Linked DNA regions of Homo sapiens: all the other regions are linked to region 4. A link is a contact called in ENCODE Hi-C data. All regions are on one chromosome and are shown on one strand. Each heading gives the region's core, a stretch centred on a gene start or an enhancer-like site at or near the end of the contact. The rest is flanking DNA. Distances are from core to core; before and after follow the strand shown. Region 1 holds the start of RNF150 (ring finger protein 150). Region 2 holds the start of LINC02432 (long intergenic non-protein coding RNA 2432). Region 3 has its middle 21 kb from the start of RNF150. Region 4 holds the start of ZNF330 (zinc finger protein 330).

Region 1 (2,700 bases), core at 38-2,537, 87 kb after region 4:
CTATAAAAAGCACTGTCCCAATTGCCTAGAAGCCTATTTTCTAAAATGAATAAGCTAGGAACACATACAAATTCAGCACATCAAATGCCATAGAGACAAATTCTTCTAAGTAGTTCTTCTTGTGCCTGCTTCTAATTTGGGTACAGCTGAGGCTCTTTGCCCTCCCTTAACAGCCATCAGCTGTTTGTACTGCTGCCGGAAAAAGAGAAGTTGTACTGGTGGACGTTCATTAACGAAGAGCTGTAAACATGCTAAAGTCCTGGGGAAAAGGCAGCCTTTCATTTTTTAAATTTAAATCATGAATGGGTCCTGGGTTCTCTGAAAGAGCATCAGGTGGGAAACACAATGTAAATGATAGAGAACCATCAAACAAATATTTTTAGAGACTATATGGCAGGCATCTCAAGCCAAGGGAAAGGATATCCACCACCAAAACGTCTAATTGGTAAGGCACTCTGCTGTACTACAGTTTTAAGAACACTACACTAGGGGGACTGTACTGTCTGCTGACTACTGTAATCTCTATGCACAGTTGGAGAGCGCACTATAAACAATAACCCAAACAAACCTCCCTTGCCTGTTGGTGCTGCGAGTCCCCTGTTCCCAGCCATGACAATCAGAATAAACACAGTCCAGAAATGTCTCACCCGGTTTCTCTTCTTACAGAGTGACAAAACACCTATTCTATAAGAAAACGAATGTTAGATGTTTGCTTCCAGGTGGGCAGTAGGAAGCCCATTGTTATACCCATCTTAACAGAATGGTTGTTAGACCAGCAGCATCAGCACCACCTGGGAACTTGTTAGAAATGCATATTTTTGGGGCCCTACCACAGATCTACTGAACCAGAAACTTTGTGGCAGGACCCATCGGTCTGAGTTTTAAAACTAAAGATTTGATAGCCACTGCCCTAGGTATTCCAGAGGTAGCTTTGGAAGGACCTCAATACCAAACCACCTTACACTTTGGCCTTAGGACAGGTAATCAGGGAGCTCACGGCAGTACTTCCAGCAAACGGGAGGGTCGTTTACGAGAGGCACATACATTTGCTAAATGTAACGCTCAGGAAGTTATTCCCGTACTCAAAGGTCGAGGGGTCGCTTCCTCTTTACCTCCACCTAGATTAAGTCGCCGATTGAGGTTGAATTTGAGACCCGACAGGGGTCGCTGCTGCCCATAAAGAGAGACCAAGGGAACATGGCAAGAGAATCCCAGGGGCTTTGACATCACACTAAGCTCCTCCTTGCACGCACACATTATACACACACACACACACACACACAAACATACAGACACACACACACGGACCGCTTACTCCGCTCTGCCTGCTCGCTCCCACTGTCCCCAAGCCCGCCCCGCCCGCGGCAAGTGCGTGCCCAGGCGCAGCCACCGGCGAGATCAGGAGCGCAGCGCCCGCAGCCTGAGGGAACCGGCGCAGGGCAGCAGCGGCTGCAGCTGGATTCGCGCGCCCCAGCGCTCAGTGGCGGCGGCCGGGACACCCTGGGCAGCACCCCGCACCGCAGCACCCCAGACTACGAGCAATCGTGCCCGTCCCCGCCGGGGCTGGAGGGCGCAGGGCCGCCACCCTGCAAGTTCGTGGGCCCCCGGCCACCCTTATGAGAGAAGGCGAAGCCGGGCGAAGGAGCAGGACGCTCGGCAGCAGGACTCCTCCGCAAGCCCCGCGGGCCCTCTGTTCCCGCGCCCCCCGGGCGCCCAAGAAGCAAAATGCAACCACCGCGCTACAGCTGAGAGGGGAAGGGGCCAGCGCCATCCGCTCGCCCGGAATCCGGTCCCCGCGGCGGCTGCGCGTCCCGGCCGCGGCCCCTCCGGCCCGGGAGTGAGCAGCAGCAGGAGGAGAGGCAGCGGCCCGGGGTTGGCCGGGGCTGGGGAGGAGGGACGGGACGGAGGGAGGGCGCGGGGGCGGGGAGGGGGCCCCGGCGGATAAAGATGGCAATGTCTCTCATCCAAGCGTGCTGCAGTCTGGCTCTCTCAACATGGCTGCTTTCCTTTTGTTTCGTGCATCTGCTCTGCCTGGACTTTACCGTGGCCGAGAAGGAGGAATGGTACACCGCCTTCGTGAACATCACCTACGCCGAGCCCGCGCCGGACCCCGGGGCCGGGGCGGCGGGCGGCGGCGGCGCGGAGCTGCACACGGAGAAGACGGAGTGCGGGCGCTACGGAGAGCACTCGCCCAAGCAGGACGCCCGCGGGGAGGTGGTCATGGCCAGCTCGGCCCACGACCGCCTGGCCTGCGACCCCAACACCAAGTTCGCCGCCCCGACCCGCGGCAAGAACTGGATAGCCCTCATCCCCAAGGGCAACTGCACGTACAGGGATAAGATCCGGAACGCGTTCCTGCAGAACGCCTCAGCCGTGGTCATCTTCAACGTGGGCTCCAACACCAACGAGACCATCACCATGCCCCACGCGGGTGAGTGGCCCAGCGGGCGCGGGGGAGGGGAGCCGGCGGGGACGGAGGTGCCTAGAGGGATCCAGCGCCTGCCTCCAGGCTCCTTCTGGGAAGTCCGTGCGGCGCGGAAGACGTGTCTGGGTTCCCTGGACCGATTAAGTTTTGCTCCGCGTCACTTGGGGGGTTTACAAAGAGGAGAAGATTAACTGTATTGGGTAGGGGAGAGGCTGCCGGAGAGCTTGGCATAGCGCCGCTTGGACAGGGGTTCAACGTGGCGGGCTAACTTTTCC
Region 2 (2,700 bases), core at 111-2,610, 110 kb before region 4:
CATGTGTTCTGAGACATCTCTCAAATATTGGGTAATGTACTCGAGCTTGTATTCCCAGAGTTTGTTATAGCCCAAAGCCTTCTAATTAGATATATAGAACTTGCTAATAATCACTTCTGTATTCATCGTTATTAATATAGTATTCAACTGTGCTGTTGTCTTAATGAGTAGAAGTTCATACACTGAGCAGAAAATTGCTCACCTTTTATAAAGATACTGAGAGGTGACAGCGTGCAGGCAGTCCTCACAGCCCTCGCTCGCTCTGGGCGCCTCCTCTGTCTGGGCTCCCACTTTGGCGGCACTTGAGGAGCCCCCTTCAGCCCACCGCTGCACTGTGGGAGCCCCTTTCTGAGCTGGCCAAGGCCAGAGCCGGCTCCCTCAGCTTGCAGGGAGGTGTGGAGGGAGAGGCGCGAGCGGGAACCGGGGCTGCGCCCGGCGCTTGCGGGCCAGCTGGAGTTCCGGGTGGGCGTGGGCTTGGCGGGCCCTGCACTCGGAGCAGCCGGCCGGCCCTGCACTCGGAGCAGCCGGCCGGCCCTGCACTCGGAGCAGCCGGCCGGCCCTGCACTCGGAGCAGCCGGCCGGCCCTGCACTCGGAGCAGCCGGCCGGCCCTGCACTCGGAGCAGCCGGCCGGCCCTGCACTCGGAGCAGCCGGCCGGCCCTGCACTCGGAGCAGCCGGCCGGCCCTGCCGGACCCGGGCAATGAGGGGCTTAGCACCCGGGCCAGCGGCTGTGGAGGGTGTACTGGGTCCCCCAGCAGTGCCAGCCCACCGGCGCTGCGCTCGATTTCTCGCCGGGCCTCAGCTGCCTTCCCGTGGGGCAGGGCTCGGGACCTGCAGCCCGCCATGCCTGAGCCTCCCACTCCCTCAGTGGGCTCCTGTGCGGCCCGAGCCTCCTCGAGGAGCGCCATCCCCTGCTCCACGGCGCCCAGTCCCATCAACCACCCAAGGGCTGAGGAGTGCGGGCGCACGGCGCGGGACTGGCAGGCAGCTCCATCTGCAGCCCCGCTGCGGGATCCACTGGGTGAAGCCAACTGGGCTCCTGAGTCTGGTGGGGACGTGGAGAACCTTTATGTCTAGCCCGGGGATTGTAAATACACCAATCGGCACTCAGTATCTAGCTCAAGGTTTGTAAACACATCAATCAGCACCCTGTGTCTAGCTCAGGGTTTGTGAATGCACCAATGGACACTCTGTATCTAGCTACTCTGGTGGGGACGTGGAGAACCTTTGTGTCTAGCTCAGGGATTATAAACGCACCAATCAGCGCCCTGTCAAAACAGACCACTAGGCTCTACCAATCAGCAGGATGTGGGTGGGGGCCAGATAAGAAAATAAAAGCAGGCTGCCTGAGACAGCAGTGGCAACCCGCTCCGGTGTCCTTCCATGCTGTGGAGGCTCTGTTGTTTCGCTCTTTCTACTGCTTACTCTTCGGGTCCACACTGCTTTTATGAGCTGTAACACTCACCCTGAAGGTTTGCAACTTGACTCCTGAAGCCAGCAAGACCACGAGCCCCAGGGAGGAACGAACAACTCCAGACGCGCTGCCTTAAGAGCTGTAACACTCACCGAGAAGGTCTGCAGCTTCACTCCTGAGCCAGCGAGGCCACGAACCCACCAGAAGGAAGAAACTCTGAACACATCCGAACATCAGAAGGAACAAACTCCAGACGTGCCACCTTAAGAGCTGTTAACACTCACCGCGAGGGTCCGCGGCTTCATTTTTGAAGTCAGTGAGACCAAGAACCAACCAATTCGGGACACAATACCAACTCTTTCATGCCAGGAGAAGCCTCCTTAAAAAATTTCGGTGATTAACAGGTAAATATCACTTACCACCTGTGCTAAACTTACCAGTTATTACGTATACTACAGGATATTCTGCTGAAAATATGGGCAAATATAGGTGTGTAAAAAGTCCCAGTATTAGTGGGGTGGGGAACAGAGAATCTATGGCTGGTGATCACACCTGAAGCTACTATGTGCTTATTCCTGCTGGCTGACGTTTGCTGTGTGGCAAGTGCCTCTGTTCCTAAACACCATACTCTTCCTGAAATCTCTAACATGCTCACATCCGATTTCCAGGTAGAAGGAGTTAGGCATGCAAGCATCATGATTTTCTCAGCTAAGTGTTGACATGTCCCTAAAGTCTTCAGACAATTTTCTGTTCCTGTAAATGTTCCTCACCTATTACTCATGACAACTGTCCTCCTTTCATCCTCTTTAAGCTCTGCTCAAAGAAACCACTCAAAAGAAATTTTCATGAAATCAACTCACCAGGCAGAGAGTACCAGAGTACGCTGTGAGCTGGATCGGGGACAGCCTGTTTTGTCACCATTGTTTCATTAGCATCTAGTAGAGTTCTCGGTGCATATGTGCTCTAGGCACACTTAAGAGAGAAAAAAGAAATATATGCTCAGACCCTATTACACACACTCAAATAAAACAAATTTCTTTATTCATTTTAATAGTTTCTAAATATCATTATACTCTTCTATTAGTAGGATAATCTTCAGAAAATCAGAACTAAAAAGGCATTATTAGGATTTATTTTTAGAGTTTATAGTATGAGTGTTTTTTAAATTTCTCATTCTCGCTCCTTTGCTTTCTATTTACTATTTGTTGAGTATTTATTATATGTAAGAAAAACTATACTAAGTGTTGTGGATTTCATAAATTTAGTATTTAAATTTCCTGAAGATT
Region 3 (2,700 bases), core at 37-2,536, 66 kb after region 4:
ATTTTGATGCATTTAAATGTTGTCTCCACCCCAAAGTGAAAATGGGATGTATATAACATTCATGTTTGCTTACTACTCATACTTGCATACCCAATTTTGTGATTATTCCTAGTCCTGCTATACCCTGTTTAATATGTATACTTATCCAACCCATTCAGCATAAATTCCTGTCTCACCCTTCCTCCTTCAAAGTGCCCACTTTCAGTTTCTGCCAGAATCTATGCTTCTCGGCCTGTAGGATGGCCGGCTTGCAGGCTGCAACTCTTTTTAAGGAATAAAGCTCTCGGCCGGTCGTAGTGGCTCACGCCTGTAATCCCAGCATTTTGGGAGGCCGAGGCGGGTGGATCATCTGAGGTCAGGAGTTCAAGGCCAGCCTGGCCAACATAGTGAAACCTGCCTCTACTAAAAATACAAAAAAAAAAAAAAAAAATCAGCCGGGTGTGGTGGTGCATGCCTGTAGTTCCAGTTACTCAGGAGGCTGAGGCAGGAGAATTGTTTGAACCCAGAAGGCAGAGGTTGCAGTGAGCCAAGATCGCGCCACTGCACTCCAGTCTGGGTGACAGGGCATGACTCTGTCTCAAAATAAAATAAAATAAAACATAAAGCTCTCCTCTCCAAATGTATAGATCTCACAATTTTAAGTTGACGGACAAAAGAGGATTGTTTATGAAGAAGGAGCTAATGGTAAAATATCTGACTCTGACGAAGGATGACATCACCAAGCATTTATTTTAGTGAATAGGCATATTTCTAAAATGCCTGTCTCCTATCATTATGAGTCAGGCATGAAGGTAATTACCTCTACCCATCTTTAGGGTTACTGATAAAACTAAATGAGACACTGCATCTGAAACATAGGTTGTTGTTGAATAATGGTTTCTCTCTTTTCCTCATCTCTACCAATTTGTGTTCTTTCATCCTTCAAACCTTCCTGAGAGCTTACCTTCTCATGATACGATTTCTTTAAGTTAAATTCAGCTGTTAATTTATGTTCTTTTTGCACTCAAATATGTGGTCTGCATTTTAAGTATAGCTGCTTAAGTTTTCAGATGTGTTGCACAGGGGCATATTCTATCTCTCTAGAAACACACCAGAATTGCAAGGTGTTCAGCCAAGGCAGAGAAATTGGCCTCCACTTGTTCTCGAGTGTGTGTGTTCTCTGACTCTTCTCAACTCTTCCCCAGCCCCCCAGCATTTAGCCCACTGATCCAAATAGAGTCATTACCCAACAAATTGTGAGAAGTGCTTGCCTAACAGCCCCTCTAACTTAATAGCATTGTGCCACACAGGCACGCTAAGGAAGGACAGAATGACCTCTTTCATTATGCAGGCCTGTGATGTTCCTCATTAGTTTTATAAGAGCCAATTCCTTTCACCAGAGTGGGGAGGATCTGGCTACTTACGTGGGAAGAACGTAAGTTGGAAATTGGCCAAGGAACTGATAGTACTATCAACTGGACACAGAGTCTTTCTGCTTTATGTCAACTATTACAGCAGAGCTCCTCCTGTTGTTTACTCTGTGGGCAGTCTTAAAATGATGTGTCTAATAGCAAAGTCTTACTGAGTGCCATTTATGTACCTGGAACTATTCTAAGTGCTTATACATATATGGACTCATTTAGTACTCACAGCAAACTGATGAGATAAGTATAATGATTATCTGTTTTACACATGAAAAAACTGAGGCACAGAGAGATGGAGAAATTTGTCCCAAAGCAGACAACTAATAAGTGGCATATCTGGGATTCAATCTCAGCAAACTAACTCGAGAGCCTGCTCTCTTAGCCATACATTACACTGTGGTGTATGCTCACTGCTGCATACCTCCTCTATTCACTATGGATCAATCCTGTAGGCATACATGAACACCTATGAGAAAAAGTTTCAAAGACAGGTTAGACATCATTTCTACTCTCTGTGGTCCCACAATCTAGTTGGGAAACAAATAGAAAAATATGTAATGGAAACTTTATATCCTTCTGGACCATTTGAAACCTACTATATCATCTACCCACTCACTATCCTCTTTCTCTTTGGATAGGTGAATGCTCATCTGAAGATGTTTTACCATTATTTCTTTACTGTGTGGGTTAGTACACAGGGCTGCCATAACAAATTACCACAGACTGGGTGTCTTTAGACAACAGAAATTTATTTTCTCACAATTCTAAGAGCTTGAAGTTCAAGATCAAGGTGTCAGCAGGGTTGGTTTCTTCTGAGGCCCCTCCCCTTGGCTTGTAGATGGCCATCTTTCCCTGTGTCTTGACATGGTCTTCCTCTTACCCATCTGTGTCCAGACTTACTCTTTCTTTAGGGACATCAGCGAAACTGGATTAAGACCCACCTTAATGACCTCATTTTAACTTCATTACCTCTTTAAAAACCCTTTCTCCAAACACAGTCACCATCTGTGGTACTGGGAGTTAGGACTTCAATAAACGAATCAATAAATGAATTTTTGGGGAACACAACTCAGTCCACAACACTGTATTAACCCTCCCTCCCCAACAACTTCTCTAGAAAGTGCTCTGACATCTTTAATGACAATATACTCCCAGCACTTGAAAGAATTAAAAATTTTTCTCAGTCTGAGACAGGAGAAGAAAAAAATTATGTGTATTGCAAGCAAAGTGCATAATTAAGATGTTGCGAATGATTCCTGGGAATACCCTTCTGGTAACTCAAAAACACTGCCAGCAT
Region 4 (2,700 bases), core at 151-2,650:
TAGTATAACAAAGTGTCCTTTTTCTTGTTAAATGTTAAACTCTATCCTTTCGATAGTTAAGCACATTCTAAGCCTTATGAAACGTTAAGCACATATTATTCCAAATGAAGCGGGTGATCCTTAACGCATTTATTGGCACTAACGATTCTAAAAATGTAAACGTCAAAAAAATTTACCCTAAAAGACAAACTAGTCTTCTTTTCCCACTAAGAAAAAAGTTTCTCCAATGATAAAGTATTCTGCACCTCATTAAAACAAATGAATCATGTATCATTAGCAAAAACAAAAAAATCATTAATAAGAGCATTATTTAGCCAGTTTATATCACTTTTTTGAGCTATATATTCAGATGACCTGACGCTGCCAACACCTTAAGTATAACAAGTTTAATTTTTCCTATGTAATATGTAAACAAAACATCTAACAGTCAACAAATAACACTATTTATTAACTACAAAGTCAAAACATTCTGAAGATATTTAAGGTATTAGTTGCTCTGACTTTAACAAATGCTCTTCCCTCTACACGCAGTGAGCATGTAATTTTAACGGGGTTCAAATTTACGTTTAAGAGTATGTTTAATTTTCATCATTTAGTTGAAATACAAGATTTTTCTAAACTGAAGTTTTCTGAACTGAATGCTCAATTAAAAAAAAAACAAAACAGGTGGTAAGCAGTACGGTAGCAACTGAAAAATAGCCAGATTTAATAGGTGGTTATTTCGGTAACGTAACGCCCAGACCACTAAGGCACCATTCCAATATGTAAAATGACAAAATCTAGAGGGCGTGCTGCCCTGGCCAAAGAACCTCAGAAAATAATCACGAGGTGATCATGCGGATTAACTTTCTGCGTCCTCAGAGATATCCTCTGAATCCTCTGATAAAGTTAAATCTCATTTTTTTTTCCCTCCAGTTTGTTCTGCACGCTCAAAAGAGTGAATCTTCTTCTCAGCCTTATACGGGTTCAAGCCCTTTTCCGGTAACACTCCAACTTCTTGCATGCACTGCGTGTGTCACCAAATGAGGAAACAGGCACGGGGCACTGCGGCTTTAGGAGTCCAGCCTGGAGCTGGAGGACCCAGTGGGGCGGAGGGGCGTCCAGGGGAGAAGCGGCGGAGGTGCCAGGCGGCTCGGGGACCCGCAACGGGGACCCGCAACCGTCACCCGCCCGCGGGACACCCTACCTCGTGCGCGCTCCGGGCAAACCTCGCTCACTTTCGCCGGGAGACCGGACTCACTCAGGGGGCCGAGGGACAGGGAATGGCGTGAGGCCCACCCGCGACAGCAGTAAATCCAACTCGTGGACCAGGACTCCGGGAAAGAAGGTACTAACAGCCAGGGAGGCTGACAGCCGATTCCGGACACTAGGAGACGGACCGGACGTCCTTTTACGACAGCAGCGCCTTACGGCTGACGTCATAGGACGGGAGCCGCCCACCTCTGTTCGCTCCGCCCCTTCCCCGCCCACTCCTGCGGGGGCCAATGCCCCATTCCTAAGCAGAGGATCTGCAGAAAAGGAAGGGAATGCGAGGGAAAATAGGGAAGCAGAAGGAGGGAAAGCAGGGGAAGGCCCCCTCAGTTTTACTTTTTTAGAAAAAGGAGAAATCTAAAAGGAAGAGGAAAATGAACTCACAGACTTGGTACTGGATCAATTGACTCAAACAGCAAATTCATGTTGAATTCTGTTGGAAACCTTTCCCCACCTCTACATCTTGCGTGCCTCACATCCCACCTTTTCTTGGTTGCTGCGCAAACTGTGCCTTCAGTTGCCTGATGAACTTCCGTACCAGCCTCCCCTGTCTCTTATTTCTGTTATGCCCTCTGGATTCCATTCCTTTGTGAACAAATCATCCCACATTCTCTACCTCTAATGTGTAATCTGCCTGCTTTTAACTGAAACCTGATGATCCTCCCCCTGCATCAGAATCTCCTTCCGATCAAGCACCTCCACCTTTGCATAGCCGACCAAGCTGGGTTTCCTAATCTCTTTCGGAGCTCTGCCGCACTTAGGATTCAGTACCAGGCCTATTCCTGTGCTTTTCCTGCCCTCCCCCTGCAGGAGATAAAAGCCTCTTTATTTGGACCAAAGAGGCCTTCTGGAATTTACTCTTAGATTTTGATAGCCAATTAACCATCTCAGCCTTTTGCTATTTTCAAAGAATCAATTTTACTTAGCAATAACAGTCAATGCCACTGTCATTAAGGTTACTATTTCCCTCATAGTTCTCAAATGCCTGATACATTTTACCTACTCGTATATAAATTAGAATACCACCCCAGTTACGTTAGAATACCACCCCAGTTTCATTACTGATGAAAGTTGTAACTATTGCACTGTTACCTTGTGCCGAGGTCTGTGTGTCCTACACCTACCACCGAGGGGGTCCTCATTGATAGTCACATGGCCTGTGATTCGAATCATAAATCCCATCTTAGCCTAACTTGAACCACTCCTGACACCAACTGTTTTAGGTTGGCTTCCCCAGGAAGCATACTCTGAGTCAGAGAAGAGTATAATGAGTATGTTAGGGAATGCTTTGGGGAACAACATCTGCAGGAGAAATGGAAGCAGGATTGAGCAGAGGGAAGAGTTGACCTGCAGTGACGTCTCAGTGAAGGCCTCGTTTTGAATCTGGGATATCCCTTCAGAGTTGTCTTGAGTTAGGGGAACTGGGCTGGACCTTTATACACCTATGAC

What was found. A loop is a pair of places that touch in the nucleus more often than their neighbours do. Pooled maps may share reads with other maps.
Region 1: a loop to region 4 is called in a map of ascending aorta, with 2.3 times the contacts of the local background. The contact joins the promoter of RNF150 here to the promoter of ZNF330 in region 4. A Hi-C loop is called at or near these places in 1 of 168 maps with a recorded cell type or tissue (ascending aorta), 1 of 37 single-sample maps with no recorded cell type and 9 of 50 pooled maps.
Region 2: a loop to region 4 is called in a map of ascending aorta, with 3 times the contacts of the local background. The contact joins the promoter of LINC02432 here to the promoter of ZNF330 in region 4. A Hi-C loop is called at or near these places in 4 of 168 maps with a recorded cell type or tissue (IMR-90, MCF 10A, ascending aorta and 1 more) and 12 of 50 pooled maps.
Region 3: a loop to region 4 is called in a map of heart right ventricle, with 4 times the contacts of the local background. The contact joins the enhancer-like site here to the promoter of ZNF330 in region 4. A Hi-C loop is called at or near these places in 8 of 168 maps with a recorded cell type or tissue (Right ventricle myocardium inferior, cardiac septum, endothelial cell of umbilical vein and 5 more) and 20 of 50 pooled maps.

The regions. Positions count from the first base shown.
Region 1 is chr4:141,132,056-141,134,755 of GRCh38, reverse strand. It overlaps RNF150 (ring finger protein 150), which reads left to right and starts at 1,287. Exons shown (of 7, transcript NM_020724.2): 1 at 1,287-2,431. The coding sequence starts at 1,948. RefSeq lists a silencer at 1,349-1,468.
Region 2 is chr4:141,331,277-141,333,976 of GRCh38, reverse strand. LINC02432 (long intergenic non-protein coding RNA 2432) reads left to right here and starts at 1,360. Exons shown (of 4, transcript NR_121625.1): 1 at 1,360-1,818. RefSeq lists an enhancer at 1,266-2,465.
Region 3 is chr4:141,152,983-141,155,682 of GRCh38, reverse strand. It overlaps a transcript of RNF150 not described here. Among named protein-coding and RNA genes, the nearest start is that of RNF150, 21 kb to the right of the region's middle. Within about 2 kb of position 1,286, at least 2 of the 41 ENCODE cell types and tissues checked have a DNase peak (open chromatin) inside an H3K27ac peak, as active enhancers do; they include heart right ventricle, where a contact is called at or near this core.
Region 4 is chr4:141,219,595-141,222,294 of GRCh38, reverse strand. ZNF330 (zinc finger protein 330) reads right to left here and starts at 1,400. Exons shown (of 10, transcript NM_014487.6): 1 at 1,187-1,400. RefSeq lists enhancers at 604-1,108, 1,109-1,615.